2 separate regions of the Homo sapiens genome follow, and region 1 is linked to region 2. Evidence: chromatin loops called from intact Hi-C (ENCODE). Cell type or tissue: dorsolateral prefrontal cortex. All regions are shown on one strand. Links, peaks and the distances in the headings refer to the core of each region. The heading gives the core; the rest is flanking DNA. Region 1 holds the start of LINC02559 (long intergenic non-protein coding RNA 2559). Region 2 has its middle 66 kb from the start of LINC02559.

Evidence for each region. Hi-C counts contacts between places; a loop is a spot of excess contacts. Peaks named below come from ENCODE experiments on the same cell type or tissue, not always from the same donor. Only the 100,000 strongest peaks of a DNase experiment are listed, where the experiment ranks them.
Region 1: a loop joins it to region 2, with 9 times the contacts of the local background. A loop is called at or near these places in 2 of 110 quality-filtered maps.

What each region holds. Positions count from the first base shown.
Region 1 is chr22:26,143,761-26,160,196 of GRCh38, reverse strand. It overlaps LINC02559 (long intergenic non-protein coding RNA 2559), which reads right to left and starts at 8,046. Exons shown (of 3, transcript XR_938105.2): 1 at 7,920-8,046. LOC102724801 (a long non-coding RNA gene) reads left to right here and starts at 5,788. Exons shown (of 4, transcript XR_938106.3): 1 at 5,788-6,127; 2 at 7,543-7,636; 3 at 7,792-7,891. In dorsolateral prefrontal cortex, for the core only: no CTCF peak of the experiment used is centred there; no DNase peak of the experiment used is centred there; H3K27me3 peaks cover 357 bases.
Region 2 is chr22:26,078,421-26,094,856 of GRCh38, reverse strand. No RefSeq gene overlaps it. Among named protein-coding and RNA genes, the nearest start is that of LINC02559, 66 kb to the left of the region's middle. In dorsolateral prefrontal cortex, for the core only: a CTCF peak has its summit at 8,241; no DNase peak of the experiment used is centred there.

The DNA.
Region 1 (16,436 bases), core at 5,685-13,684, 63 kb before region 2:
CTTCTCTTTCCTCCCTCTCTCTTCCACTCTCTCTTACTTCCCTTCCTCCCTCTTTCCTCTCTCTTCCCCTCTCTCTTCTCTCTTCCTCTGTCTGTCTCTCACCTCTCTCTCCCTTTCTTTATCTCTCTGTCTCCTCTCTCCCCCTCTTTCTCTTTCTTCTCTCTCCACCATCTCTTTTTTCTCTCTCTCTTCCTCCTATTTCTCCTTTCTCTTCCTCTCTCTTCTCCCCTCCTTCCTCTTTCTCTGTCTCACTTTCCTCTCCCTCTCCTCCCTCTCTTTCCTCTTTCTCTTCCTCTCCCCACTTTTCTCTTTCCCTCTCTCTCTCCCCACCTGCCCCCATCTCTGTTGGATGTCCCTAATTAGAGCAGTCTGGGTCAGGGTCTGGTGATCTGAAGGCCCAACAACTTCTGAGGCCTCAGCCTTAGCAGTTCCCAGGACCTGAAGGAGAAGGTGCTCTGCATGGGGCCTCTGAGATGCAGCAGCCTCGGTGTGACAGCTTGGGATTGGAGGGTGAGCACTGACGCTCCCCACACACCCAGAGCTGACTTGGCATCTGAATGGCGGCTCCTTCGAGCTCGTTTTCCAGATGATATTTATTGCGTACTTATTAAGTGTCAGATCCTGTTCCCACAACAACCCTATAAACCGAATCACCTGCAAAATGGAATTTGGAGACATGAACAAGAGAACACACAACTCTATTATCCAGGTTTTGCTCGAATCTCTGCAAGGTCTTCCCTGAACAAGGAGTTTAAAATTGCGATGCCTCTTCATCTGCCCCCAGCTCCTGTTCCATGTTCTCTCCGTCCTCCTGCGCTGTTTTATTTCCCCATTGCACGTCTCAGCATCTGAATATTATATTGTTACTTATTTGCGCTGTTTATGTCTGCTTCTTCCAACTAGAATGTCAGTTGCATGAGGGCGGTGTTTTTTTTTAAATCTGTTTCATTTGTTGCTTTATTCTTAGTACCTAGAAGTGCATTTGCTTATAGTTGGCAATCACAGTATGTTTGTCGAGTGAATACATAAAACTACATCTTCCTTATCTACTGAGTTATGTTGACTTCGTTTATGATTATGTTTACATCAGACATAAAATACATTCCAAGGTTAGAATAATGAGACAACAGAGTGCAGCAAGGCACCAGCGTATGACAGGGGCTTTGTTGACATGGGATGACCTTCATGACTATACATTTCTTAGGGTTCTTTGGTGGAAAGGAACTGAGGCTGACTACATTTAGCCAGAAAAGGGTTGGAGGGCTGTGTTAGAAAGATAGGAGTATCTCACAGACCAAAGGGAGTTGAACCTGGGAGAGCACCAAACCAGTTCTGAGGATCTAGGAAGCAGGGACCCTCCCCACTTCTTCGAAGTGGCTGCACTTTGGCATGAATCACTACTGAGGCTGAGTCATGTGCCCCCTTTTGGGAAAATGAGGATGGTGCCTTTTGATTGAAAAGCCCACCAAGCTTGCATCCAATCAGTGGTTTTCAAAACAAAATTAAGGTGCTGGTATCCAAATAAAGGTGAGTGTGGATTCTGGTCAGGGAAAACAATAGATGCCCATGGTATTCCACATATTAATTCCACTGGGCACCCCAATATGCCCAGGGGGACTATGTGACTGTAAAGGAGCCAGTTGAGGCCCCTGATGTTTGGGCTGTCCACATTCCTTCCTCTCAGCTATTTAAGGCATGTGAACTGTAAGGGAACAGCTTCAGATTGCATAAAAGGGCACGAGTGTCATGACAGATCTCTGGACTCAGGAGTTCCAGGTTCCATCTGCTCTACCCAAAATCTGCTCTGGAAGTAAGTCCATCAGCCCCTGAGAGGGCAGTATCCACCAACCCACTAATGCATTCAGAGCAAGAACCACAATCAGATAAATGGACTTGATTGATCATCATTGTTTTAATCAGTATAGGTTAGCGTATGCCGCTGTAACAAACTTCAAAACTGGAGTTGCTTAATGCAACAATGGTTTATTTTTCGCTCACAAAAGTCCTGTGGAATTTCAGCTGCTTTCCAGGACAACCGTCTTCCCTGCAGTGACTTGATAATCTGTCACTCCCATTCTGCAGTTTTGTTATCTCTAGTGATGGCTTTCTGACCACTGCTCTTTCCCTCTCTCCAAATGGAAATGCCATGTTTGTGTCCATAGTCTATTGGATAGAAGTAGTCACACAACCTCACTCTGGCCACAGAGAAAGCTGAGAAATGCAGGGGAGCAGGTGGAATGTGTGATGAGCTCTACAATCCCTTCTATGATGACATAAATACTCCCCAGCAACTAAAGCCATGACAATGGAACACTGGCCTTATAGGAGGCAGTACTGAAAAGCCAACAGGATGCCTCTTAAAGACATCTGGTGATTAGAAACCCAGAGACTATTTTATATTCTGTACTTGCCTGAGATATACCACCAACTAAGCAGTCTGTTGAGGATACAGGACTGGATATGGGAGATGGGGAGTCAACATTGGTTAAATGACTTGTTCCATGCCAGGCATAATCAACATTCCTCATTACTTCTTCAACATCCTCTTGAAAGCTGTGCTCATTTTACAAATGAGAAAACAGATTTAGAGAAATATAATGACTTGTATGAGGTCACATAGCTTATGAGTGGCACAGAGTGGAAGGCTACCTGAATTCAAAGTCATGTTTTCACTATGCCATGAAGCTCATTAAAGCCATGACAAGCATTGAGTTTTCTCTTTATTAGATGAAAATAATAATGATGATGTAAATAGTGATGAAGATGATGGTGGTGGTGTGGATGATGGTGGTGATGATGATGAAGATGGTAGCAACTCCTAATTATCAATATTTTACTACAAGCTGAAAAAACTGTAATCTCATTAATCCTTCCAAATACCTTATGGGGTAGGTTCTATCATTATCCCCATTTCACAGATGAGGAAACCGAGGCTCAGCTAGGTAAAACAGCACTTTTTCAATATCACCTAGGTAGTAAATAGCAGAGTTCAGACTTGAACTCAAAGTTGTCTGATTTCAAAGCCACTCCACCATACTGAAAAGAGAACAATTCAATTGGTTGTTTCATCCACATGCCTCCAATCACCCGGTTCGACTAATCATTTTTCTTTTAACCAACCACTTCTTATTTTGGCATCTCTTAGATGTCTTTATGACTTGCATCTTTTTTCAAACCAATTTTAAATTCCTCTTAAAAAGGAATGACAACCTGCCCCACCAAAGATCCAGGAAAGAAACATGAAAGCCCTGATTATGTTTCGCGGAAAAATATACATTCCCACCTCGCTATCCTTAACAAAAGACAGATGCTAATTAGAGTTTTCACTGGAATTTACAGGCTCGGTTTTAATTATACCAGATCTATCTGAATTTACTGTAGCCCTCTGATTAATAGAGGAGGAAAATCAATAAGCATACCGAAAAATTTGGATGTGTTATACAGCTAATTTCAATTTTATGTTATAATCATGTTTTAATGTGGGTCCTAATGACCATAATTAAGCTGCCTGTGACAGTGCTGGCTGGGACAGAAGCTGTAACTATTCTAAGATGATTTGTTGAAGGCTTTTCCCAGATTTTGGGTGCATTTTGCCATTTGGCTGGTTTGGGGTGCTGTGGGAGTGGGAACAGCATGCCTGTAGATGAAAGTTTCTGGAAGCCCGGCTCTTCCCAGGAAAGCCCTAGATCTAAGGTTAAAGCCAGACCAGGCACTATGGCTGCATCACTCACTTGAGCCTTCATCAAATATTTATTGAGCACTTACTATGTGCCAGGTGCCGTGATGAGCCCCGAGAACATGGAAGAGAGTTTTCATTCCACTGGGAAGAGTCAGCCATTAAGCAGCTAATTACATAAGTGAGAAATACCAGGTGATACAGGAGGTATTATAGTTACATATACGTGTGACATAATGGAGAACTCTGGGAGGGCTTCCTAGAGGAAGCAAATTCTTGGCTGAGACTTAGTTAAGTGTAAGGAGACACATCTTAAAAAGAGACCATTCCTGACCAAGGAAACAGAATTTGTAAAGATTTGGAGCTGAAAGGAGGCTGATGTGAAGTGTTATGAAAAAGGGAATGAGTGGTGCAAGGGGAACCTGTGGTCTGAGCAAGGACCAGACCATGGGGGGTTTTATAGGCCACTTCATGAATGCTCAGTGCCTGGCTACTTCAAGCTCCAAGCCTCTGAGACACCTTCTTCCCTTTCCTCCCTCCCTCCCCCCCCCCTCCCTCCCTCCCTCCCTTCCTTCCTTCATTCCCTCCTTCCTCCCTTTCTCCCTTCTTTCCTTCCTTCCCTCCTTTTTTCTTCCCTATCCATACAAAAAGCATTTATTGAACACTATGTACCAAAGCATAAACTTCTAGCCTTTGACTCTTTTCAATGACCATTCATTCATTCACTTTTTCAAAACGCATTTTTTTTGTACCAGAAATTCAAGTACAAGATTTATAGGGATCTACCTTGAACTCTACGCATTTGTTGAATGCTATTCATTCAGTAACCTCCCACAAAGGCTTCCTATGTTTTAAGCATATAGTATGCTAGCCCTCCACCTCTGTTCATTAAATCTTTAGTCCTTCATTAATTCAACAGTCATGCTAGCATGGGTCCCTCAGCAGCTGACCCTAAGGCTAGCATGGGTCCCTCAGCAGCTGACCTAAGCTGACCACTTGAGTGCAAGTGGTTGATTTGGGAGGTGATCTTGGAAAATATCAGTAGGGGAGTGGAGAAGTGAGAGAGAAAACAGGACGGGAGCCAAAGACAGTGCGTGTTATCAAGCAAATGGCCTCCATGAGCATCTGGGGCTCCACTCCACTGGGGGACTCCTACAGATGGTATAGTGTGTTTGTTTCAGAGTTATCCTTCTGAGGAGTGAGGGAGCTGGGGTATTTATACACCAACTTCAATCACTTCTTGGTTCCAGGACTGCTGGAGGTCATGAGCCAATTCCTGAGGATTTCCGGGCTGCCGTGCTTGCAGGCAGTAGAGAAGGCCTTCAGCCAAAGACATGTAAATATAACAGTTAGGGGTCAGCACAATGCAATGTTAAGGGCTGAAGGCATATGGGGGATAAGCAGGGGCAGATATTAAATTGACTTACTATAGCTGCATTTATAATACCTACTATGCACCAGGTATTTGAATTTCACTTAGTGACATACATTTGCTCAACAAGTATTTATTGGCCACCACTATCTGGCTTGCACATAAGATCCCACCCCACACTCCTTATTTTATCCACCCCAGAGTACACCACTCACTCGGTATTCTGTATGCATTCATTAAACTTGCACTGGGTTCCTGATATATGTTGGATGCTTAGGATTTCAGCTTTAATCTCAGGCTCTGGGAAGAAAGGCATGTCCCCCTAAGGACTGTAAGAGGAGGCTTGACAGATCCCAGTGTACCCTCTGTAGACTGGATGCCCAGTCAATGCTGGAGTGCCCTCCTGAGGTCTGAGCTATTATGGGGCAGGCCAGCTGTGGTTGCTGTGGCTCCTGTCCATGACCTGTGGGAGGCCACAGCAGCTAGGCAAGTAGCCAGGTATCAATAGCATCCCTTCCCAGGAGCCTGACATAGCTTTTGAGCATGGAGATGAGAACCAGGCTAACCAGCCCAGGCCAATCGCTTTCTGCCTGACAAAGAATAGAAAGGAGTTTGGAGTTCAACCACACAGAATATTTAACCACAAAACTGTGATGCTCAGCCTGTAATAATCCATAAGAACCACCTGTGAGACTTGTTAAGCATGAAGGTTCCTGGGCCCCACCCCAGATTGTGATTCAATAGGTCTAGAGTGTGCTCTGGGGATCTGCATTTTAAATCGTGTGTGAGTGATTTTGAAGCAGATGGCCCACAGGGCAAATTGAAAGAAATACTGCTTTAGCCTAATAGCTATCTTTTACAGTTGGGGAAATTAAGGCTCAGGGAGAGACCCGAGTTGCAGTGACCCACAGGACCAGGATCCAAGCTCCCCACTGCACAAGCCAGAGCTGCCCTCCGTTAGAAGAGATGAGATTTCCAAAGCTCCCAGCCACTTGAGCATTTCAGGCACATTCTCCGTTATTGACAGGCACTAATGGGGTAATGAACTAAAGAGACCTGAGTTCACCCAATAATTGCAGGTAAGACTAAAAGAGTAAATATGATCCTCATTAATGTAAAGCAACTTTCTCCACTATAGAAATCTCATGTGAAGCTTTAAGCACAGGCATAGGCCAACCATATCTCTTTTAGTTTTGTTTATTCATTCATTTAGCTTTCAAGAAAAATATACCAGAGTGCTTATAAAATACATACAGTAAGAGAAACCAAAATATGTCAAATTTTCAAACATGCAATCTGTCTATATTTGAGTAGGATGGTATGAACATGGACACAGGCATGCATCTATCTGTCCACACTGAGTAGTTACCTGAATGCAGAAGCAAGAGGTGAGGAAGAGAAGGCCTGAGACAAAATGTATCAGGATGAGATAATACATATGGCATAATGTTAATTGATGCAGAATATACAATTCTACATATATATTATTGCCAAGGTATAACAATTTTTTAAAATGCAGCTATACAAGTCCTAAAAAGAACAAAATAAGAAAAAAAATTTTCAGGTAATTAAGGACTTTTTGGGTCAATCCCCCCCCCCACCGCCACCCCTTGCCCAAACATACACAAAAGTAGGAAAAAGAAATTGAGGAGAGAGAAATACAAGAATGTCATAGCAAGAGATAGTGAAAAAAAAATACATTCTGATATATATGCCTTAGACTGGGATTCTGAAACTTTCTTGGAAATGAGAATTGTCTGGAGAGTTTCTTAAAATGTGGATTCCCAGGCTGCCCCTCAGAGATGCTGGTTTTGTTTATTTTGTTTATTTTTCTTTGAGACAGGTCTTGCTGTGTTGCCCAGGCTGGTCTCGAACTCCTGGGCTCAAGTGATCCTCCCACCTCAGCCTCCCGAGTAGCTGGGATTACAGGGGCACGCCAGTGATCCTGGCTCGAAGATGCAAATTTTTAAATTTTTTATTAAAACTCTTTATATTTTTATTCTATTTTAGCAAAAAATGCTGATTTTAATGAGTCTCTCATATAGTCTTCATTGTCATGAGGACACAATTTGGTCCTAGACAATAATGCCCTTCTCCCAGCCCTTCCTCTACCCCAGACCAATTTAATCATGCCCCAAATCCCAGTTAGAATCTATTTTCTGTAACAAGACCATATTAAAATGCAACCTCTGTCTGGGTGGTCATCTATTGAGAGTGACCATTATAACACTGAGTGATAAGATGAATCCGACCTTCAGACCCTCTCCTGAAACTGGGTTCATGTACTAAGAATAACAAATATTTGTTGTCCACTTAGGGTGGGCCCAATGTTAAGAGCTTTGCATGCTTTCAACAGCTCCAGGGGGTAGTACTCTGCTTATTCCCATTTTCCAAATGAGGAAACAGGTACAGAGAGGTTAAGTAATCTGCTCAAGGTCACACAGCTAGTAAGTAGAAGAACTAAGTTTTGAATCCATATTTTCTTATAATTTAGGAATACACTACCTCTCCTTAAATAAAGTCAAAGAGAAGAGATAGCATCATGCTCCTGGGAATCCAAAATGAATAAAAAGACACACCAAGAGAAGGTAGGGTAGGAAACCAAATCAAGCCTACTGACCATATTTCCCAAGCCCAAATCCCTGAGTGTGGTCAAAGAGCCCCCCTTTTTCCCCATTTTGCAAAGGTATGAAGCTTGAGATGTGAAGATAAGTAAGTAACCATATTTATTTATATTCTTAAGGTATATGGTATATTCCTTAAAACTACACAAATCTGTGGAAATGAGACTGAATCCCTCAATCAGTATGAAGATATGGACTCTGGGTGTGATGATTACAAAGGTGGGTCTAAAAAGACCTCAGCACTTACCTTTGGAAGTGCTTACATTTTAAATTCTCTGATAGCAGACAGATTTCCCATACAGTCCGATGCTGTCAAGAAAACAGGTACCGGCCTGGCTCGGTGGCTCATGTCTGTAATCCCAGCACTTTGGGTGGCCGAGGTGGGCAGATCGCGAGGTCAGGAGATCGAGACCATCCTGGCTAACACGGTGAAACCCCGTCTCTACTAAAAATACAAAAAAAATTAGCCGGGCGTGGTGGTGGGCACCTGTAGTCCCAGCTACTCGGGAGGCTGAGGCGGGAGAATGGCGTGAACCCGGGAGGCGGAGCTTGCAGTGAGCTGAGATCGCGCCATTGCACACCAGCCTGGGTGACACAGCGAGACTCTGTCTCCAAAAAACAAAACAAAACAAAACAAAACAAAAAACAAAAAAAAAAAAGAAAGGAAAAGAAAACAGGTACTGTCACCCACTAGACGGATCAGAAAACTCAAGACACCAGTGTATTCATTGTATGCCTGTATCACAATTCGTCTTCCCACTCACCTATTGTTGGGCATTCAGGGTGCTCCCGCTTTTGGGTTACTACAAATAAAGCTGCTACAAGGACTTTTGCCCAAGTTTTTGTGAGGGTGAATGTTTTCACTTCTCTTAGGTAAATACCTAGGAGTGAAATTGTTATATATATGGCAGGTGGATGTGTAACTGCTTAAAGAACTACCTAATAGTTATCCAAATTGGCTGTTTTATTTTGCATTTCCATTAGTAGCGTATGAGTCTCAACCACTTAACATCCTTGCCAATACTTGGGATAATCAGGTTTTCAAATTTAAGCCATTCTACTGGGCTTGTGGTGGTAGTATCTCATTGCAGTTTTCATTTTCATTTCCTTAATGACTAATGATGTTGAATATCTTTTCATGTGTTTATTTGCCATCGATATATTTTCTTTACTAATAAGTATGTTCAATTCTTTTTTCATTTTTCATATTTTTAAATTTTTGCATAGTGTGAGTTCTTCATATATTCTTGAGACAGAAACCTTTGTTGGATATGTTTGTTGTTGTTGTTGTTGTTTTTGAGATGAAGTCTCGCTCTTGTTCCCCAGGCTGGAGTGCAACGGTGCAATCTCGGCTCACTGCAACCTCCACCTCCTGCATTCAAGCGATTCTCTTGTCTCAGCCTCCCGAGGAGCTGGGATTACAGGCGCCTGCCACTACGCCCGGCTAATTTTTGTATTTTTAGTAGAGACGGGGTTTCACCATGTTGGCCAGGCTGGTCTTGAACTCCTGACCTCAGGTGATCCGCCCACCTCGGCCTCCCAAAGTGCTGGGATTACAGGTGTAAGCCACCACGCCCAGTCGGATATGTGTTTTATAAACATTTTCTCCAAGTTTGTGGTTTGCTTTCTCATTTTTGTAAGTGTCTCTTAAAGAGCAAAATATTTAAATTTTGATTTTCTCCAACTAATTGATATTTTCTTTTATAGTTTGTGTTTGTTTCATGTTTTAAAAACCTGTGCCATACCCAAGACCACAGTGATTTTCTCTTATGTTTTCTCTTGGGCATTTTGTATTTTTAACTCTTACTTTTAGGTTTATAATCTATTTAGAGTAATTTTTTCGTATATGGTGGGTTTTTTTCAGCATATGACCATCAAATTGTTTCAGCATCACCTAAGGAAAAGATTTTCCTTTCCCCCATTAAATTGGTAATTTTGTTGAAAATCCATTAATCATATATGTATGTGTCTATTTCTCAGCTCTATTCTATTCCACAGATCTGTGTATCTTTATGCCAATACCACACTGATACTACTTTATCTACTGTAGCCTTATAATACATCTTAAAATCAAGCAGTGTAGGTCCTTTTTGTTCTTTGTTTTCAATTTTTTTTTTTTGCTCTTCTAGGTTCTTTGATTTTCCAAATTAATTATATAATCTGCTTGTAAATTTATGCAAAAAGGTCTGTTGAGTTTTTGACTGGAATTGCCTTCAATCCATGGATCAATGTTTGGGAGCATTGGCATCTTAATACCAAGTGTTCTGACCCATAAATGCAATTTATCTCTCCATTTATTTCTGTCTTCTTTAATTTCTCTCAGCAACATTTCATAGTTCTCAGAGTACAGATCTTGAATAACGCCTGCAAGTTTGTCACTAAGTATTTCATATTCTTCATATTATTGTGGTAGATTATTTTACTTCAACTTCCAAAAGTTTGTTCCTAGTTTATAGAAATGCGGTTCATTTTTGTGTACTGACTTTGCAAAACTCACTTATTACTTCTAGTGGCATCTTTATAGATTTCTCAGGATTTTCTACAGAGATGATTATGCCTTCTGCAAATAACGTTAGTTTTACTTTCTCCTTTTCAATTTATATGTTTTTGCTTCGTTGCCCTGGGCAATGTTGAATGGACATGATAAGACCGGACAATCTTGCTTTATTCCTCATCTAAAGGAGAAAGCATTCAGTCTGTTGCCATTAAGGATGATGTTAGCTGTAGGGTTTTGTTTGTTTGTTTGTTTTTTAATAGATACCCTTTATCCAGCTGAGGAAGTTCTGTTCTTTGTTGTTGTTGCTGCTGTTGTTTGAAACAGGGTCTCATTCTGTCACCCAGGCTGGAGTGCACTGGAGCGAGCATGGCTCACTGCAACCTTAACTTCCTGGGCTCAGCATTCCTCTTGTTTCAGCCTCCTGAGTAGCTGGGATCACTGGCATGCACCCCCATGCCTGGCTAATATTTATTTATTTATTTATTTTTGTGGAGACAGGGTCTTACTATGTTCCTCAAGCTGATCTCAAACTCCTGAGCTCAAGCCACCTTCCTGCCTCGGCCTCCCAAAGCGCTGGGATTACAAGCTTGAGCCATTTCACCCAGTGAGGAAGTTCCCTTCTACACCTGGATTGATGACTTTTTAAAAAAAAATCAGGAATAAATGTTGATTTTTTTCAACATCTAATGAATACTTTCTCTGCATCTATTGAGATTACTTTGTTTCCCTTTTTAAAGAAAGTCTCTTATATGACAAATTCCATTTATTGATTTTCAAGTTGTAAACCAACTCTGCATTTCTGTACTTGATCATAAGATATATTTTGTCTTATGTATTGTTGGATTTGATTTGCTAAAACTTTGTTAAAGATTTATGTGTCTAAGTTTATGAGGAATATTGATCTAAAATTTTATTGTAATGCCTTTGTCTGATTTTGGTATCAGGCTAGTGCTGGCTTCATAGAATAAATTGGGAAGTTCCCTCTTCTCCTATGCTTTGAAAATATTTGTGTTTGATTGTATTATTTCTTCCTTAAATGCTTTGTAGAATTTACCAGCGAACTCACCTGGATCTGAAATTTTCTTTTTTGGAATGTTTTTACCTACAAATTCAAGTTTTTAAAGATACTGGGCTATTTGGGCAACCTATTTCTTCTTGAGTGAGCTTTTGTAGCTTGCATTCTCCAGGGAATTTGTCCATTTTACCTAAGTTGTTGAGTTTATTTGCGTAATGTTACTAATAACATTCCCTAATTAACCTTTTAATATCTATAGCATCAGTAGCGATGTTATCACTTTCCTTCATGATATTAGTAATTTATATCTTCCTTTACTGATAATTATGGCTAGAGGTTTATCATTTTTATTAATTTTTCACAAATAACTAGCTTTGCTTTCATTGATTCTATTACTTTTTTCTATTTTATTGATTTATGCTCTGATCTTTATTATTTCCCTTATTTTGCTTACTTTTGGGTTTGACATTCTTCTTTTTTTTGGTTTGTTAAGGTAGAAACTGAAGTGATTGATTTGAGACGTTTCTATTTTTCTAACATAACCATTTAATGCTATAATTTTCCTTTCAGTACTGTTTCAGCTGCATGCAACAAATTTTGATATATTGTACTTTGAAATTTATTTCAAATAGGTTTTAATTTTTTTATTTCTTCTTTGCCCCATTGGTTATTTAGAAGTTTGCTTTTGGTTTCTAAATATTAGAAATTTTCCAGATATGTTATTGATTTATAGTTTAACTCTATTGTGGTTACAGAATATGCTTTGTATAATTTGAATCATTTTATATTTATTGAGGCATACTTTATGGCTCATAATATAACCTGTATTAGTAAAATATTCCATATTTTAAGGTAAGACCCATAATATGAGCTCATATTATGAGCACTTTAAGAATATGTATTCTGCCATTGTTAGGTAGAGTGTTCCATAAATGTCAATTAGGTCTAGTTGGTTGACCATGTTTTTCAGGTCTCTAAACCCTTATTAATTTTATGTCTACCGTTCTATTAATTATTTAGATGGGATGCTGAAATCTCTGATTATAATTGTGGATTTGCTTACTTCTGCATCTAGTTCTGTCAGTTTGGGGTTCATATATTTTGAAGTTTTGTAATAGGTGAATACATATTTATCATTGTTACAGCCTGCTAATGAATTGACCCCTTTATCATTATGGAATGACCCTCCTTATCCTTAGATGGTGTTCTTTACTCTGAAATAGACTTTGTTAAGATACCAGCTATTTCTCAAAACCACAGAGGTGAAGTTACTGAAGGGATTCATATTGGTAAAGACCTAGATTCATTATGGAGTGACAATAATGACAATGAAGAAGAAAATACCTGACATGTGTTAACTGTTTACTATCTTCCAGGAACTGTACCAAGTGATTTATGTGCTAATTTCACATTCATAGTCTCACTACATGGTGGCTTTTGCTATTATTTTTCATTTTATGAAAAAGAATCATTTCAGCTCAAAATGTAAAAAACTTTTAGTGGTTGTCTCATCCAGCTCCCCTCTTTTGCCCAAGGGGGAAGCTAAGGCCCAAAAGGACAGGGCACAGAGTACGAATGCAGAGAGTCAACCCTCAGGAGAGGTTGTTTTGCCTTTCATTATCCACCTTCCCCCAAATAGGCAACAAATGAAGTCTAAGGGTTCAAGTTCTCTCTATTAACATATACTTCTTCCCATCTATGGCTTTGTACTATAGCCATTTATTCAGTCTGTCCACCCATCAACCCAACCAGCCACCCATCCATCCATTCATTCATCCATCCACCTACCAACCATCCATCCATCCATCCATCTGCTCACCCATCCCTCCATCCATCCACCTATGCATCCATCCATCCACCCATTCATTTATCTGTCCACCCGTACATGCACGCATGCATGCATCCATCCATCCATCCATCCATCCATCCATCCATCCATCCACTCACCCATCCATTCACATGTCCATCCATCTATCCATCCATACATCTACTCATCCATTCATTCACCATCTATCCATCCATCTAAACCATTATCTAGACATGTATATACCCAGCATTCTTATTCTGGGGAAAAAACAACCAGACAAAATCCCCACCTTCAAGGAGCTCACAGTCTGGCAGAGCAAACATCTGCACAGATGAAAGACAGCTTCATATATGCATTAAAATAGAGAGCTGTGCTTGAGAAACCACAAGACAGTTCTACTCCCTCTGTGTAGGGAGTCACTTTAGGCTTCCAGGACAAGAAGATATTTGAGGAGGGTCTTGTAACAAGAGTAAGTTTAAAACAAATGTTAGACAAAGACTCCTGAGACAATTAAGACACAGCACCTGTCTTCAAAAACTCTGAATACAGACCAGTGGTTCTCAAAGTGCAGTCTGCAGACCAACAGCATGAGCTTACCAGGGAACTAATTAGTAATGTAGATTCTTAGGCTCTATCTACTAATTTAGAAACTCTGGGTGTGGGACCCTGTAATCTGTAAATAATAGTCCCACTGCGTGATTGTGATGCATAGCAATACTCGAGAACCACTGCTCTAGAGGAGAAGGCTACAAAACAATAATTCAATGTGAAAAACCCTGAGGATGCAGAAGCGAGAGCTAATAACTCTTCACCTGTACCCGTCTTGCCTTCTTGGTTAGGCTTTGAGCTTCCTGAGGATAAGAACTGCATCCTGCTGTTCATTCCATCTCTCCTGGGTCTTACCTATAATAGACGTCCAGTAGGTGAAGATTGGTTTAGACAGAGTCCAGCAGGAGGCTGCAAGATTCAGGGGCTCCAAAAGGGAGAGTAATCTTTTAGGTAACTAGAGAAGGTAGCCATAATGGGTAGTAAAGGACAGGGCAGTTTTCAGAAGGCTTGAACAAAGGTTGGGCTTCTCTTGGGCAGAAGATCTGAAGCTATAGTGACCACCATTCCTCACAGCTCACCCCTTAAAGACTGTGCAAAAGGGCCAACCTTAATCTCATTTGCTTTTTTTTTTTTTTAATCAAGCCTACGAAGAAGGCAGGTTTATGGCCCCCACATTACAGATGAAGAAACTCAAGCCCAGAGAGGGATAGTGACTCACCCAAAGCCACACAGCCAGTTTTCAGAAAAGAACAATCCAAAGCAAGTCTTTTGAGGTTCATCCATCGCCCTTTTCAGGAATTACGCAAATTCTTGTCCACTTCTCTGAGCCTGGGTTGGTCATTTGGTATGGGCATGGGGTCCATATAAGATTCTTTTCCCTACAGTTTCCTTTTCTCGCAGTTCCGGAGGTAGTAATTCAATGATCCACCCCCACATCTAAAATTCTAAGGAATTTTAGTTATTTTGACCAGAGATGTGAAAAAATTCCATCTGTTAAAGACAGGAGTTGATAGCATCTCCATTGCTCCCTTCTGATAATCCCCTAGGTTTGTCTTTTGTCAGCTTGCCCATGGGAAAAGTAAGGGAGATTTTCTCTAACAGCCAGAGAATAAAGACCTGTACCCAAGGGCTTAGAAAAGCCAAAACCTCATCCTTTCTCTTTGCTCCCCCAATATGGGGCAAGGAGAGTGTCTTATTCCATGGGGGCTGCTATAATGAAATATCATAGACTAGGTGGCTTCAACAATACACATTTATTTCTTACAGTTTTGGAGGCTGGAAAGTCCAAGATCAAGGTGTCAGCCAATTTGGTTCCTGATGAGGCCCATTTTCTTGGCTTGCCGATGGTTATCATCTTGCCGTGTCCTCACATGGCAGAGCAAAGGGGGGTGGAGGAGGGAGAGAGAGAGCACACACACTTTGTGCCTCTTATTGTAAGGGCATTAATCTCATCATGAGGGCTTCACCCTCTTGAACTGATTACTCTCCTAATACCATCACATTGGGGGTTGGGGCTTCAAGGTATAAATTGGGAAGGCCACAAGCTTTTGGTTCATAACAGGGAAGGAGCAGAGCAGCCACCCACAATGACAACGCCCATATCTGGCTCTGCCACACTGGACAGCTCAATCTAGGACCAGACAAGCCAAAGCATTGTCTTCCTCCTTTAGGCAATGGGTTTTTAGACAAGGATCTTCTCTCAATACACCAAAGTGGTGAAAAATCAAAGTTGGGGATTTCTTGGAAACAAACCCATATGAATACGTTACTTAGGTAATACTAAATATCCTGAACACAGCCATATAAGCCATAGAAAAAGTTTGGACCAACCTCTTTATTAACTTGTGAAGTCAAAGAAGTTTGGACTCTGAGCCTCTAAACTCTGTCATGAAGGCTTTTAAATGCGTCTAGTGCTTCTAGAATCTGTTCTTCTCCATTCTCTGAAAATTGTATAAAGACACGGAGTACCTCCTGTATGCCATTAATTTACTTAATATTCCAGCTTGGCTCCCTGGCATGTCTTGGAAGAACCATTAGCTACTGTTAAATAAATAAATCCTTACTGTAACTCACCCTAGAGGTGCCTCTAAGAGTTACCTGTGTGAGATGCAACCGGATCACAAATTAGCATCTGCAACTCAGTTTATGGCCTTTAATTTGGGGTTCCTATTTGAGGCCATTGTCCATTTCCTCCACTGCATCATCTTAGAACATACAATGTCCTTCCTGATTGCAGTAACTCATGATGCTCCCAGAAAAGCTTTCATTTATACCACCTATATTTTAAGCCAGGCCATTCCAAACAAACCTTTCAAAAGTGGTGAAAAAACAAATTAAAAAAACCCCAACTCTATTAGCTATCTATTGCTGCATAACAAACTATCCCTCAAAGCTTAGGGGCTTAAAACAACAAGAATTTATTATTTCTCATGAATCTATAAGTCAATTTGATGGTTCTGTTGATTTGGGCCAAGGTCAGATGACTTTGGACCTGCTGTTGCACCTGTGATCAGCTGGCAAGTCAGCTGAGGACTGGCTGTTCTAGGATGACCACATCCACATATGCAGCAGCAGACTGGTTATAAGCTGGATCAGGTGGTTTTCATGCTTCAGTGAACTAGCTTACATTGCTCTTAGTTGTGGCAAACTTGGAATTGTTCTTAGTTGTGGCAAGATTCCAAGAAGAAAAAGAGTAAATATTCAAGGTCTCTTGAGGCTTAGACTCAGAACTGGCACACCATCACCTACGCTGCATTCTTTTCTCTTTTTTTTCTTGAGATAGAGTCTCACTCTGCTGCCCAGGCTGGAGTGCAATGGCCCGATCTCGGCTTGCTGCAACCTCTGCCTCCCAGGTTCAGGTGATCCTCCCGCCTTAGCCTCCTGAGTAGCTGGGATT
Region 2 (16,436 bases), core at 3,810-11,809:
CAATCAGCACGCTGTAAAAACGCACCAATCAGCGCTCTGTGTCTAGCTAAAGGATTGTAAATGCACCAATCAGCACTCTGTAAAAACACACTAATCAGTGCTCTGTGTCTAGCTAAAGGATTGTAAATGCACCAATCAGCACTCTGTAAAAACGCACTAATCAGTGCTCTGTGTCTAGCTAAAGGATTGTAAATGCACCAATTAGCACTCTGTAAAATGGACGAATCAGCACTCTGTAAAATGGACCAATCAGCACTCTATAAAATGGACCAATCAGTGCTCTGTAAAATGGACCAATCAGCAGGATGTGGGCGGGGACAAATAAGGGAATAAAAGATGGCCACGCCAGCCAGCAGCCTCAACCTGCTGGGGTCCCCTTCCACTCTGGGGAAGCTTTGTTCTTTTGCTCTTCACAATAAATCTTGCGGCTGGTCACTCTTTGGGTCTGTGCCACCTTTAAGAGCTGTAACACTCCCCGTGAAGGTCTGTGGCTTCATTCTTGAAATCAGAGAGACCAAAAACCGACTGGAAGGAATCAACTCTGGACACAATATCATGAAGAGTAAACATTACATTCGGAAACATGGTAGGGACTTAAGTGTTAGTTCCCATTCCCTCACTTGGCTGCAGCCACTTGGTCTCAAGACTGAGGCCCTGTGAGAGCTTGTTCTCTCTCCAGAGACTGAGATCTTGTTTCTGGTAGCAGATGGGCCAAGACCATGTAGGAGACAGTACAAGAGCTGCCATTTGTGAAGACCAGAAGCCAGCTCCCTGCTAAATTCTTGACCTGCATGAGTACAGTTACCTCGTACTATCATTCTGTGCATAGGTATGTTAGTATTCATATTCTACAGATAAAGAAAATGAGCTTTGGAGAGTTTAAGTTAGATAGTGGCAGAGCTGGGATTTGAATCCAGGCCTGCCTGACTCCAGAGGCCAGGCTCTATGAAAGGCTGTTCTGCTATCCAGGCATGACAAGGGAGGAGGCTGCTGAAGCCTCTGAAGCCAGAATAAGAAATTCAGTCTAGGATGTCAGAGTGGGAAGGGAACTTACAGATTACAAATGGGTCCAGTGCACCCACTGACAGATGTGTAGACTGAGGTCTTAAAGGGTACAGTCTTGTCCAAAAGGATTGAGAGGCAGAACAGGAATTGCCACTGGGTCCCCAGCTCCCACATCAGTGCTCTGCCTGTAGGCTGTGGCCCCTGAGGCCTGCTCAACTCAAGGCCTTGCCTCTCCCCAGCCCTCTGCTCCAGGCGGACTGGTTCCTCTTGGTTCTTTGCGAGTGCCCTGTCACCCTGCCATCTCCATGCCTTTGACGGGTGGATCCCTCTGTGCTGGCTTCCTCTCGCATCAACTGGCTGATTGCCCTTCATCCTCTAAGATCCCTCCTTAAATACATCACTACCTGGGAAAGCCTTCCTGAGCCTCCCAGCCTGGATCAGGTACCTCTTCCAGGCTGCCAAAGCCTCTGATGCTTCCCTCATTTTGCTTTATGGTGATCAATCTCACCCATCAGGACAGGAACTCAACCGATATTTGTTGAATGAATAAATGATTGAGTGAATGAGGCCAGTCACAGTGGATCACGCCTGTAATCCCAGCACTTTGGAAGGCTGAGGCGGGCAGATTGCTTGAGGTCAGGAGTTCAAGGCCAGCCTGGCCAACATGGTGAAACCCCGTCTCTACTAAAAATACAAATATTACCTGGGCAGGGTGGCACATGACTGAATTCCAGCTACTCCGGAGGCTAAGGCAGGAGAATGGCTTGAATCTGGGAGTCGGAGGTTGCAGCAAGCCGATATTGCACCACTGCACTCCAGCCTGGGTGACAGAGCAAGACTCCGTCTCAAAAAAATAAATAAAAGTAAAAATAAATGATTGAGTGAATTAAAAAACAATGCTCAGAGAGATCTCACAGGGAAGGGAAGGGGATGTGGTGAGCAAACAAGAATTCATGAAATGAGGAACGGTTCCCTCATTGCCTTCCATTCCTTCTTCCACATGCCTACTCCCTCCCTCCATGGAAGAAGCGTTGGAGAGAGAGTCAGGAGATGATTTCAGCTGTTAGCCCTGCAACTGACTCTTGAGAAACCTTGCATTGTGCCCTCCCTCTGTTGGGGTCAGGATTTCTTCACTGATGGACCAGAGTGAGGATTGGCCTTGGAACCGCCGAGGTCTCATTAGCAGCGGGATACAAGCACACTTTGTCCTCAAATGCCCCGTGGGCTGTTTCCTGAAGGATGACCAAGGGGTTTTGAACCCCACTCCCTTGTTCTCTAATTAGGGCCTGTCTCAGGAATCAGAGACATTTTTTGCAGAGATATTTTCCTACTTTCACCAAGTTAATATGTGAGAGGTAGACAAACCACTTCATGGCTTAAGATCGGTACCAAGCTAACATGCTCAGTAAACGTGCTGACACTGAGGCCGGGTTAATGACAATTTAGCCAATTCATCAGCTCTAATTAAATCAAACTGAAGGCTGAGACCTATGGTCATGACTGGGCAAATCGGGAAGAAGGTTACATAGGGTATCTTCACCATTTAATAATTGTATGACCTTTGGCAATTTGTTTATCTTCTCTGCGACCCAGTTTCCTTCTCTGCTGAATAGAAATGATATTGAGATTATTGTCATGAGGACTGAATGAGTTACTATTTGTAAAATTCTCAGAACACTCCCTAGAATACAATAAGCTCCCTACAAGTATTTTTAAATGAATAAGCTTTCTAATGAGGGTAATACTAGTTTGCTTATATGTAAGACTTAGAATGTAAGGGCCAATAGAATAGAAGTTTTGTCTGTTTTGTTCACTGCTGGGTACCCTCTGCTTAGGGTAGTTCTTGCCCTTAGTAAGCCTGTGAATATGTGTTAGGTTGAATGAATGCACGTAACCATGATGCTGATAAAGAACTATATATAAACTCTATTCTAAAATATAAAGAAGCTTTTCATGCAAACATGTTGAACATGCAATGTAAGTGAGTCTTAAAACAGGATGTATTAGAAAAATAATGACATTTATGAGTAATAAAAGTAGCAAGGACATCTATAGTCCTTACTAGGTTCTAAGCACTTTACACAAATTGACCCATTTAATCCACACAACAATCTATGATTACCTCCATTTTACAGATGAGGCAACTGAATCACAGAGGTTGCTTTACTTGCCCAAGGTCACGCAGCAGAAGAGTTAGTGGAACCAGGATTTAGACTCCAGCAATCTGACTTCAGAGGCCATGCTTTTAACTGCTATACTATACTGTCTCTTTCAAGGCAGAGCTGAGGAAATTGTGGCTACAAACAAACAAAACAAAGAACAATCAAGTAAACAAACACCATCATACACACACATACACAAAAATCTAAGGGGAAATGTTGAAAAAATACAAAATCCCTCTTGCCTCAGAGAAATGTAATCTCAGAAGACTGGGAGAGGCCCCTTCCCTGTCTGATTCTTAGTTTCTAGGTCTGGAATATGGCGAGGACATATCCACTGCTGTCTTTTCCTGCCTGAGGTCGTGGGTTTCTCTGCAGACACTCAGTTGCCAACTTCAGAACCAGGAGCCTGCAGCTACCATGAAATTCAGGTCCCATGGGCTGAAATATGCCTCTCATTTTCCAGCAAAATCTGCCTCCCCATAGCCTTTCAATGTGCAGAGCAAAACGGAAACCAGAAAGACTGAACACTTTTATCAAAGGAACAACTCTGGGAGAAGCTGGGAGGCTGCGAAGCCTTGGGAAGGCAAATCAAAGGCAAACTTTGTGGAAACACTTTGTGAAGCAACAGAAAATTCCATCATGCTTGCAAGAGTGTGATCAACTCGGAGGGTAATTTGCTTGGAACAGAGCGAGGCTGTGTCTGCTGGAGCACACTGAAGCAGCAGACCCAGAAGGGAAGTCGGACAAACATCCAGACAAGCTGTTTGTCAGATAATTGGCATAAAAATTTTGTTTTTCCCTCACCTCTTGAATTATTTGGCTGCTTCACGAAAGATCTTACATCTTCAAATTTTATGTGGAAACACAACCATGAAGAGAAATTTGTTCTTTATTATTTCCTTTCATTCTTTTCTATCTATCTGAGGATATGTTAGATATATTAGGTTCTATCCATCTATCTATCTTCCAGCTATATGAATATAATATATATATGTTAAGTTCTATCCATTTATCTATCCTCTGTCTGAGTAAATATTAGATATATATTAGGTTCTATCCATCTATCTTCTATATATCTGAGTATATATTAGATATAAATTAAGTTCTATCCATCTATCTCTATCTGAGTATATATTAGATATATATTAGGTTCTATCTGTCTATCTATCCTTTATCTATCTATCTGAGTACATACTAGATTCCATCCATCTATCTGTTCTCTATCAGTCTACATGAGTATGTATTAGATATATATTATATTCTATCTATCTGAGTATATATTACATATAAGGTTCCATCCATGTATCTATCTTCTAAGTATATATTAGATATACATTAGGTTCTAACCATCTAGGTATATATACTATCTATCTAGACAATCTAATAGCTATATATTAAGTAATATAAATGAATCTAAAATGTATCAGAGACACAGAGAAAATATATGTATCAGGCACTATACTCCTAAGAGTATACACATATATTAGATTAGACTACGTGCTAGGTTATGAGGATTTAGTAATGTACAAGACAGACATAATAAGACAGGGGCAATCTGACCTCACGGTAATTATCACCTAGTGGACTACAATCCATCTGTTAAATGCTGGCCTGGAGGAAGTACAGAGGAGTGGGGAGCTATGGGGTCAACAGGAGGCCCAAAATCAGCCTAAAGGGTGAGAAGAATGATCGTCAATAGGGAAGAATCACTGGAAAAAGACATTATCAACAGAGAATGGTAGTCATCAGGAAAGAATCACTGGAAAAAGACACTATCAACAAAGAGCAGTGGACTAAAATTCAGCATCAATGTCTATAGTGTTTGTTTCTCTCTCTTTATGTGATAATGAGCATGTCACTTCCCCTAGGGACCCATGTCCACATGCATTAAATCAGCTCAGCATTTCTCAAAGTATGTTCCACAAAACCTCTGTCCTTCACTCTGTGAAAAATGAGTTCCCCAGCTAACCAGGCATGAGAAACCCACGGGAAATCTTTCTCTGTTGAGAATGCATACTGCATTTTAAGGTATAATAAAGGCTCCAACAAATATTGCAGTAAAAATAATAATAATAATTGAGTTGAACTCTATTTCCAAAATGTCTTTGATAATCCATGCTTTTAAAGTAGAATCTCACTGTTCCGTGATTCCACACAATGCTTTCTGAAAACTGCGGAAATGTAATTATGACACTAAAAACACACTGGCTGGGTACGGTGGGTCATGCCTGTAAAACCAGCACTTTGGGAGGCCAAAGGAGGTGGATCACTTGAGCCCAGGAGTTTGAGACCAGCCTGGGCAACGTGGAAAAACCCTGTCTCTACAAAAAATACAAAAAGTAGCTGGGCATGATGGTGGGTGCCTGTAGTCCCAGCTACTTAACAGGCTGAGGTGGGAGGATCACTTGAGCCAGGGAAGTTGAGGCTGCAGTGAGCCATGATTGTACCGCTGCACTCCCACCTGGGCAACAGAGTGAGGTCCTGTCTCAAAAAAATAAAAATAAAGAATAAAAACACCTTACATGTGAATATTACTTCAAAGTTTGCAAGCATGTTCATAATGCCCTGTTTGATTCTCACGGAAAGTCTGAGAGGATGATACAACTCCTTCCTCCATCCCTCTTTTTCTTCCTTTCTTCCTTCCCTGAACAAATTTTTTTGAATGCCTACCTCTACCAGAAATCAACATTTATAAAACATGAGGAAATTGGGGTCTAGAGAGAAGAAGCAATTCACCTAAAGACAAGAGCTGGAGTTAGAGCCCAGGCTGTGTAGCCCAGGGCAAAATCTGAGAAACAGCAAGTCGGGGCCAGTGGTTCCACAGCAGCGACGTGTTCTATGGTAACCTCTCTGAAGCCATTCTCGGCTCTCGCCCACGTAGAAGTAACCACTGACTCCTTTGTATTTTCATCTTATGCTCCTATCAAAGGTTGTAAGTTAAAACCATCCAGAGGCCAGGGAGGCAGCATAAATAAGCCCAGTAGACCTGGTGCAGCAATAGGGAGTGGTGGTGACTGAAGCCAAATGAAGAATTGAGCTCTTCTAGTGGGGAGTTGCCACTATTCAACTCCAGGTAATGGTGGCCCTGTGGGAATACAGTCCCGGGATTTCCAGATCTTCTGATTGTGTGTGTGTGTGTGTGTGTGTGTGTGTGTGTGTGTGTGTGTGTGGGTGGACCTCTATTATAGATTCTTATAGATGCTTCCTGATGATTCTTGGCCACAAGTTTGATATTTATGATGACTTCAAAATATGCTAAAGGGCTGAATTTGACTCAGAGGGCACCAGTTAGAAATGCCCCCAATGAATACACTTCAATCACAGCATTTGACATCCTTTATTATACTTAATTTTCATATCTATTCCCTCCCCCGACAACCAGATCGCAATGCCCTTGAGGGGAGGGATTGTGGTGCACTCATCTTGGCCTGTCCCAGCGTCCACTAAAAGGGTGGCACCTCAAAGGGGCATAACAAATGTTTATAGAACGAAGGCTTACATTCCCTCCCTCTAAAGCAGCTGAAAAATAAATATATGATAGCTTTTAATTAAAAAGTAACAGGATGAAATATGCATGAGAATCCTATTCTTTGACAGGAGGCAGCATGTTGAAGAGAAAGATTTTCAAATTATGTTTGCCAGCGATGCTCCCAAAAGACTAAAAAAGTTTTCTGGGCATGCGGTCTCGGCTGGCGAAATCCCCTTCTCAGTTCTGCATTGCAACTAATGCTCATTATGTTTGGATAGTTCTCAAAGAAGAAGAACACTGCTTGTGAAAATAGGTTACCGCCCTTGGCGGCTGTAGAGATCTACGGCTGAGGAATCCAAACACATCTCAGCTGACCTCACTGCCATTACTTGGACTATTAATGTCTGGGAATGCCTCTCCTCCTGATAATGAAATAATACTAATTGTGTACTGCCTTCAATAAGAGATGTGATTCAGCAGCCTGAAGGTTTAATTATGGGCTTCCAAATCAAGAGAGATCTGAATTGGACTCCCTGGTTTGGCACAACTACCAAGGTGACCTTAGCCAGGGATTGAACTGCTCTGAATCTCAGTTTCCTTTCCTGAAAAATTATGTGAATAATAATGTTTTACCTTGTTTTGTTACTGCAGGTTGTAAACAGCATATGTGAAAGGCTTGGCATATAATAGATGATGAATAAGTGACAACTACCATCATCTAAGGAGATGGTTTCCAAACTTTTTGTAGCAGCAGGATCCCTTTCCAAATTAAATCATACCTGGAATTCTGATATAGAAAATAGAGCAAATGAGAGATGCCCAGGTTTGAGTGGAGGAGGGTATACAAATCTTCCTCCATCCCAGGGAAACTCTTCAGACTCTTGGAACTCTAACAAACAAAGTGTAGAAACCATGGGTCTATTCCAACTGTCTCTTTCCAAGATGTAAAGACTGAGTTGCATGTGGAAGTGCGACTTGCCTCAAGACACACAGTAGGTCTTCAAAAGAACGGGGGATCAGACCCAGAAAACTGGGCTCTTAGGCTGGTACTGCTAAGAGAGCAACAGGTAGAGATTTAAACAATGGCTTTGGAATCTCTCCATCCTGATTTATATCCAGGATCCGTTTTTGCTGTCTGTGTGTCAATGCATGTGTCACCTACCCTCTGTGAAACTCACTTTCCCCTTCTATAAAATGGAGACTGTGATTAGTACCTAACTTGCAGAGCTATTATGAGAAACAAATAAGTTAATATACATAAAAGCGCCAAACAAAATACTTGGCACATAGTTGACATTTTATCAGCAATTAATAATAGAAATAATTATAACCGCAATCACAATATCTTAAGCCCATATCAAAATTCACAAGACACCAAGGGCTTTAATAGTTGTTTTATTCTCACAACAACCAATGACATAGTGATTGTTCCCTCTATTGTACAGATGTAAAAAAAAAAAAAAAAAAAGAAAGAAAAAAAGAAGCTCCAAGAGATGTAGTCATTTGGTTAAAGTCACTGTATAATACACGGGCAAAGTAGGATTTGGATTTATCTTTTGGCAGGGGTCTACTGAAACTCTACCCTATTGACTTAGAGCCACACTGCCATCTAGCTGGACTGATATGCTTTCCACAAAAACATCCTTGGTTCACAAATGGCAGATATACAGCATATGTACTGCCACTCTCCACTTCTATGCTCATGGCAGACATTGCTAATCAATTCCTACAGTAGATTTCTATGGATTACAAATGGCTGATACTTGGTATGTGTACCACTGCTCTCCACCTCTGTTCTTATGGCAGACATTATTAAACAATCCATACAGGTTTTCCAAGTGACCCTCAAAATCTCTCCTTCTGCAAGTGTCTGTTCAGCCATTTACAACAGATAGAGGTTGGGCTCCAGAGCAGCAACTCTCTCCCCACACCCAACCCTTCACCCCCACCCCTGGTCCCTTGCTTTGGGCAGTTGTGCTATGCCTTGCTGAACACACAGAGTTTCGAGTCAGATGGGTCACTGGGACATCTCTTGTCCTCTGGCTCTCTGCCTGAGAAAAGGAACAGCTATTACAGAAAAAGCTATTTGTGCTTAAAAATAATCCTTTATCTAAGAGCTGAATCACATAATTAAGAGACTTTCCCAATAAGATTTAACATTCCCACTAGTATCAATGGCCATTGTCCACCTCCCAGTTGAATTTAGCTTCCTGCCCTCTGCCTGCAGTCCAGCAATTTTCTTGTACCTGAATTAAACACTGATGAGAATTGGCTTGTCCCAAATTGGCCCCACTGAGATTTATGCCTCTGAAGGGTAAGGGGAGGAACTCACGGGCATTTGGATGAGAGGAAAAAAGAATCATTCATGATCCCTTGAGAACCTGGTACTTTGTTTTAAAGGCACATGGAGCTGGGGGAATGAAGAGAAGCATCTCAGCCACACACTTCTAGTTTTGTAGTTGTCGCTCCTGACTTCCTCCTTCTCAGACACAGTTTTTCTTTGTTTTTGTTCTTTGGCTTGATGGGAAAAAAATATGATACACCGATGCAGAACAATTGCAACAGTCACGTTCGGATCAAAATGTATGCAGCCTACTTCACAATTATGGAGCTGTCACATAGCTGATAGCTCTGTCATATTTCTAAAAGTTACAAATACCTCTCTCCATGTCCCCTCTAGGGTGTGTGTGTGTGTGTGTGTGTGTGTGTGTAGAAAGTGAGCTGTAGAGACAAAGAAAGAAAGGTGGGGAAAGGCAGGTAGATGCCCATTATCGTATTCACTTCTTTGCTTTCAATCTTAATATTCTTGTTCTTCTTCCTCCTTTACACTCACCTGGCAAAACTTCAACCCAGATTGAATCCAAGTGCTGATCTTTTCCACACCTGTGTCTCTACAGATACAAATGGCTGGAAGACAAAAAACACCCAGGTCAGCTGGTATCACTTTAAATGTATGCTCAGAACCTATTGCAAGTCCATGATCCCAGCTGCAAGACAACTTTCACGACCCTCCCTTCAACTCTCCAACTCTTCCTCCTCAGTCTTGGTTAATGTCCCTGCTTCCTTTCCCCTAAGAAAACAGGAAGGGGTTATTTGCCCCATGCCACACTTCTGCCACACTCACCCTGCCAACCTTCCCCAGATGAGCTCATGTACCTGTCCTCTCCCTGTCCCATGAATGCCTGTCGATGCTGACAGCTCATCCATGGGAGTTCTGGGTTCCTCTTCCCACACCCCATCAAGCCACATCACTCCAGTGATCAATCCCTTTCTCTCCCAAATCATAAGTGTTTCTCTTTTTACTGGATTATTCCCATCAGCAAATAAACTTACCATAACGTTCCCTTCTTAAAGCAAAACAAGTAAAAACAACAAAGAACTTTGACCCACATCCCACTCCAGCCACCATCTGTTGCCTTCAGAAAAAAAGTTACTCAAGAGTCATCCAGAGTTCTCCAATTCTTCCTTTTCCATTCTCCCTTGCATTCACTCCAGTCAGGGTGCCCTGAGACCTGTGCTGTCGGGATCACTGATAATCTTCATTTTTCCACATCCAGTGGGCCATTCTTAGGCTCATCTTACCTAAATCAACAGTATTTGTTACAACTGATTGTTTGCTTCATCTAGAAATGTTTTCTTCACTTGGCTTCAAGTGAAGCCACTTAGCATAAGCATGCTACTGGCTTCCCTCCTCCCTATGTGGCTGTTCCCTTCCCATCTCCTTCCCTGGCTCCCCCTCATTGGCTGAATTCTACACACTCTACACAGAATCTCAGGACTCTGGACTCTTCCCTGTGTACACTCATTCATGCAGACTGGGTCTCATCCAGTCTCCTAGCACTAACTACAAGCTCTACCCCAAAAACTCCCATATAAAATATGTATATCTCCAGCCTCAGTCTCTCCCTCGAGCTCCAACCTATATAGTCCTGCTCATCATCTTCCACCTGGAGATGTCTACTAGGCATCCAGCCTAAGGTGTCCAGCCCCCTGCACACCTGCACCTCCCATGTCTCATGAATGACAACCCTATCCTTCCAGCTACTTGGAGTTCATTTCGCTGCTTCCTTTTTCTCACTCTGTACATATACTCCATCAGGAAATCCAGACTTCTCAAATCAGCCAGACTCTGATGACTTGCTAAAACTTTCATTGTTATTATTCTGGTCTAAACTGCCATCATGTCAAATCTGGATTATTGTAGTGGCTTCCCCTTGGTTCTTCCTGCCTCCATCTCTGTCCCTAGCATTCGTTCTCCACATAGCAGCCAACAGGATCATTCAAAAATGAAACATTTTATGTCACTTCTCCACTCGAATTTCTCCAATAATTTCCCATCTGACTTGGAGACAGAGCTGTAATTCTTACCATGAGCTGCAAAGACCCTGCATGATCTATCCTCCACTATCTCTATCTTCCTTGCTCATTTCAACCAGCACCTGGTCTCTTTACAATTCTTTGAACATACCAGCCACAGTCCTGCCCCGGGGCCTTTGTGCTTGCACTTCCCACCTCCTAGAATGTGCTTCCCCTGAATATTTGCACAGCTTACTCTCACTTTCTGTTATCTCTTCTTAAGTCTTACCTTATCAGAGAGACTTTTTTCTGAACACATCATGTAAAATATACCCATGCCCCTACATACATATATATCCTGCCAGGAGAGGCAAGAGCTCGTGGAAATTATTCCAGCTCCCATGCCCAGTTGGTGGGAAAATATAAAGTATGTTTTTTGAAGTCTCTGCAAGGGTCTCCAGCAGAATTGAATTTCAGCTGCCCACAGGAAAACCCACTCAATATCATGTCCTTGACTGGCTTTCTTCTCTTTCTTGTCTCAATTTCCCACTCCCTAATGATGCTTTCTTGGATAACCTCCTAAATAAATGACCTCCCCTTGAACCTTCCACTCAGGATTTTCTTTTAGAGAAAACTACACAAAGTCCCACTTTTGTGTCAATTATATGACATGATGTATATTTATCAATCTATTATCTTTGTCATCTGTCTCTTCCCACTGGAATACAAGCCCCAAAAAGATGCACCATGCTCTCCTCTTGAGATGGCTGGTGGGTACTTAGCACATATTTGCTCAATAGAAGAGTTAATTTATTCATCTGACAATTAGTTCTTCAATGCCTATCTTGTGCTGGGCTCTCTTCCAGTTACTAGGGATACAGTGGCAACCACAATGAGTAAGGTTTCTGTTCATAAGGAGCTCACATTCTGAGTGGATAGATGAATAAACAGATGGATGGATGGATGGATGGGAAGATGGGAGTGGAGGGCAAATGGGACCCACTACAGCCTTACAGTACCCAGCATTTGGATACTAAGGAATCATATCTACTCAAGGACATTTTGCAAATAGCCCCTCATGACCTGTGCTTACTTCTTCTACTCTATTACCTCTACCTCTTAGCCATGTCCCTGCCAAATGATTTTTTTCCCCAGAAATTCTTGTGTATTTTCTCACTTCTGGACCAGTGTCCTGTGCCTGCTCATGGCCTTTGCAGACCCCACTTCACATCCTCTAATGTCTTCTCTGCCCACTCTGGTGCTGATGCCATTCTTCTTCTGGTCTGGGACTTTCAAGGCAATTCTGCCCAAACTCTACATGCAAGGTAATGATCTTTCCTCATGCACTGTTTTGAGTGTAGTGTGATTTGAGTGTGTGTTCATAGGAAATTCTTTCTTGCTAATGGAAAAGGAAGGCAAGGTGAGGAGTGTTCCAGCCTTTCAGATGGGACTCACATGGAGTCCTAGCACCTCCTAGCTGTGTCTCCTTAGCCAGTGACTTCATCTCATGGGGACTCAGTTTACTCATTTGTTAAATATGGATGGGAATAGTTCCCCTCTGCCAGAATGCTGGATGATTCAAATGAAATTATGAGTGTAAAGAAGAATTTTTATTCAAATCCTGGCTCTGTCTCCCACTCATTGTGTGACCTTGGGTAAATATCTTCACCTGTCTGTCCTTTTGTTTGTATAGCAATAAAATGGAGATAACTGTGAGTGCTTTATAAGGCTGTTTGAGAATTACAGAAAACCATGCATAAAAAATGCTTGGCCCAGAGTCTGGTACATAGAAAATGCTTAATAAATTCTTACCATTATTATTTTTCTAAAGCCTTTGAGCTCAAAAGCCATAGTGAAATAACAGCCACCAAGCATGCTGGGCAAATCTCTAGAACATCAAGCTGCTCCAGTAAAATGCGATGTCATCGGTGATAAAATCTAGCCTAGAGATGCTGCAGTTCTGGAGTTCAGAATCTTCTATTCTTCCCTGGGCATTTTGCTTCTCAACAAGCACTTGAGAAGCAAGCCAAGCTTCTTCAATTCTGGGGAAGGCAACTGCTGGAAAGCCTAGGGTAAAATATGAAAGCCTTCCTCTTCACGCTTATCCTGCTAGCAATCTTAAAGAGGGCAACACACCACCCTTTTATCTTCATCTGCAGATGAATGTAAAACACGCTTCTTGGGGGATGATGAATGGGGGAGCCTGCTGAACAGATCAGTTCCCCTCCAGAAGGTTGAGGCTCTTTTTGTGAAGGAAAATACATCATCCAAAGGCCTGCAGAAAAGGGGAGATTCTAGCCAGGAGGGGGGGAAAGAATGATGTTGGTCCTTTTCAATAATTAATTTCATTTAATCTTTAGGAAATTTTACTGGGAAATATATCATACCTAAAAAAGTAGTGAAAATCTATATATACAGTTAAGGAATAATAGTAACATAAATATCTGTGCACCCACTATTTGGCTCATGAAACAGAACATTATTAATAATTTAGAAGCTTCTAAAACATATCACTACCCTGAATTTTGTTTTAATCATTCCCTTGTTTTTCATACAGTTTAACCATCTTGTATATGTTCCTAAATCATGATAGTAATCACAAAGGTAATAACAACAACTAGTCAAAAATAATAATAAGGGCTAACATTTACATAGTGTTTGTTCTGTGCCAGGTACTCTTTTAAGTATTTTACATATATTAATTCATTTAATCCTCACAACAACTCTTTGAGGTAGGAACCACTGCTATCTTCGACATTCTTTAAATGAAGAAACTGAGGTACAGAGAGGTTAGGTAACTCATTAGGGTCACTGAGCTAGAAAAAGGGAATACTCAGTCATGAACCCACTTTTGGCCCCAGAGTCCATAATGGCTATGCTCTCCTGTCTCTCAATATAGCATTAGTTTTGATTGTTCTTGAACTTTATATACATGGACTTATATATTTTGGATTTTTATGGGATTTATCTCTTTGAATGAATATTAAGTTTCTGAGATTCATCCCCATTAATGTGTGTAGCTGTAGTTTATTCACTTTTTACAGCTGCATAATGTTCCATTATACCCATTCTCCTCTGATGTGTGTGCCTGTAGTTTGTTCATTTTTTACAGCTGCATAATATTCCATTATATCTATTCTTCTATTGTTAGAAACATGAGTTGATTCCAATTTCCCATTTGCTCTCTGCAGAGATCCCACCAAGTAGAATATGATCGTCTTGGTTTTACGGACCAGGAAACTGAGGCTGAGAGATGGGAAGAGGCTTTCCCAGGTCACAGCTGGCATATGCAGAGAAAGACGTTCAACTTGAAACTACCAGCTTTCAAGCTCTAGAGCTTTCTGTTGTTCTGTGCTGAGATATCAACTGCTAAGCACAGCCTTTTAAATCTGAAACTATGGTGCTATTTTTAATCTTTTTCATAAAGAAAAGTCTCTAACACCTCCCTTCTTTTCCTTCTGGGAAGAGCCACATTCATCCTTTCATATAAACAAATGTACATATGTTTGTAAACATACATACATGTAAATGACAATCCCTGAGTTAAGTTTTCTGGATAGAGAGATAAATAAGGTATGCCTGGCCTTAGAATTTCTCTGAGTGGGAAATTCTGAGGGAAAAAGGACAGACATTCCTAACAATAGTTAAAGTGTTAGGATCTAGAAGCACAAGGGAGGAAGCAAAAAATCAAAGAAGACTTCCTGAGGCTGAATAGGAGTTATACTGTTAGGCAAGGGAGGGCATTCCTGATGAGGAAACAACATCAAGACCGTGCAGTAGGAAAGTCATGGCATGTTCAGAGAGTGGGGAGAAATTTGGGGTGCCTTGAATGTCAACTGAGGAGAGAAGGAAGCATCTAAAGAGAAAAGTCCTATGTTGAGTAGTCCTGGATGCCAGGCTAAGGTGTTTGAACATGGTCTTATGAGGATGATTGTCATTGAGGGTTTCAAGTTGTGAAGGTGACAGGATAGGGCAACTGTTTCAGAACAATCTCATGTCTGACATGGAGATTAGTCTTGGGAAATAGTCATGGAGCTCCCCTTTGGAGAGAATGAAAGTCTAGGATCCCATTCTGGGCAGTGCTGAGGCTCCAGGCGGGAATTCAAAATATGTGTTTATGATCTTTTATTTTTTTCACGATAATAACTATACACAATGTGTTTGGGATGTACTCCATTAACTGGGTGAGTCTGGGAAAATGATTTAATCTCTCTGTGTTGTGGGTACCTTATCTATAAAATGAGCATAATAATATCTCCAAATAATATAAAGAAATTTTATGACAACTAAGTGAATTCATACTTGTGAAGCCATTAGAACTTTGGCAGGCACACAACCCTCAATATTATTGAAAGTTTTATGCTGTCATCATCGTCGTCATAATCATCATCATCATCATCATCATCATCACATTTTTAGGGCACAAAACCAGGCTTTGAAATATATTTAATGATATTGCATCTTTTGACTATCCCTGTGGAGTGGGTAGCACATTTTCCTTCATAGACAGAACAGAGTTTTGAGAGGTTGAGAGAGTTGCCCAATGTCACCGGAATCAATAACAGGCTTGCAATCTCAATTCATATCTTCTTCTGCGTTTTCAGCCATGAACACTTACACCCACTCTCAGGCCAGGACATTGTTCTATGCCCTACCTGGAATGTGAAAGGCCTTGGAAATTATCAACAATTTGAACTCTGCAATATCTCGGTCAGTACCTTGGACAGTGATGGGCATTCTTAAAGAGTTAAGCACTTAAGTCACAGAGCAACATTCCCCTAATGTTCATTCTAGCATAACCACTATCAGCCTTACCACAAATTAAATAGCATCTTCAGGGGGAGTCTGAATGCCTCCTTACTCACTTTATAATTCCGCAAGACATCCCCCCAGTCTACACTCTTCTTGTTTATCTTCAAGGCTAGTTTTTTGTTCTGATCACAGTGGGAAATATGTGCCCAGTTACTGAGCAGTTAATAAAGGCCAAAACTCATTTTCTCAAGAAATAGCGGTAAGATTAAAGCTGCAGAGTATAAGGTATCCTTCATTATTCAGGAAACAGGCATATGCTTGAGGGAGGATGGGGCTGGGAGGAAGATATGAAGGAAAGGGTGAAAATTACAAAACATGTTGGCAAACTCATGGGTTAGACCATTAAGATTACAAATCCAAAAATTCCATCTGATGGATTTCAGGGCCAAAACATGAAGACCAAGAAGAGTGAATCCCTTCAAATAAGCCCAAACAAGCCCTTGTTCTAAATGTCTTAGACTAAGATCAAAGGACCCCAACAAGGTCTTCCAATGACTTAACTCAACCTCTACTGAATCCAGAATTCTCTTCTTTGATGTCCTTCTCAGTGAAACTAAGGAGGATTCACAGATGAACAATATAAATGGAGCAGTCTCTCTCTGTAGCATCTCTTATTAATGTTCAGCATTTGGACTGGTTCTGGCCACCAGGAGGCTGTTTGGATGCTCCTGGTGGTCTGGTGGAGAAAGAAC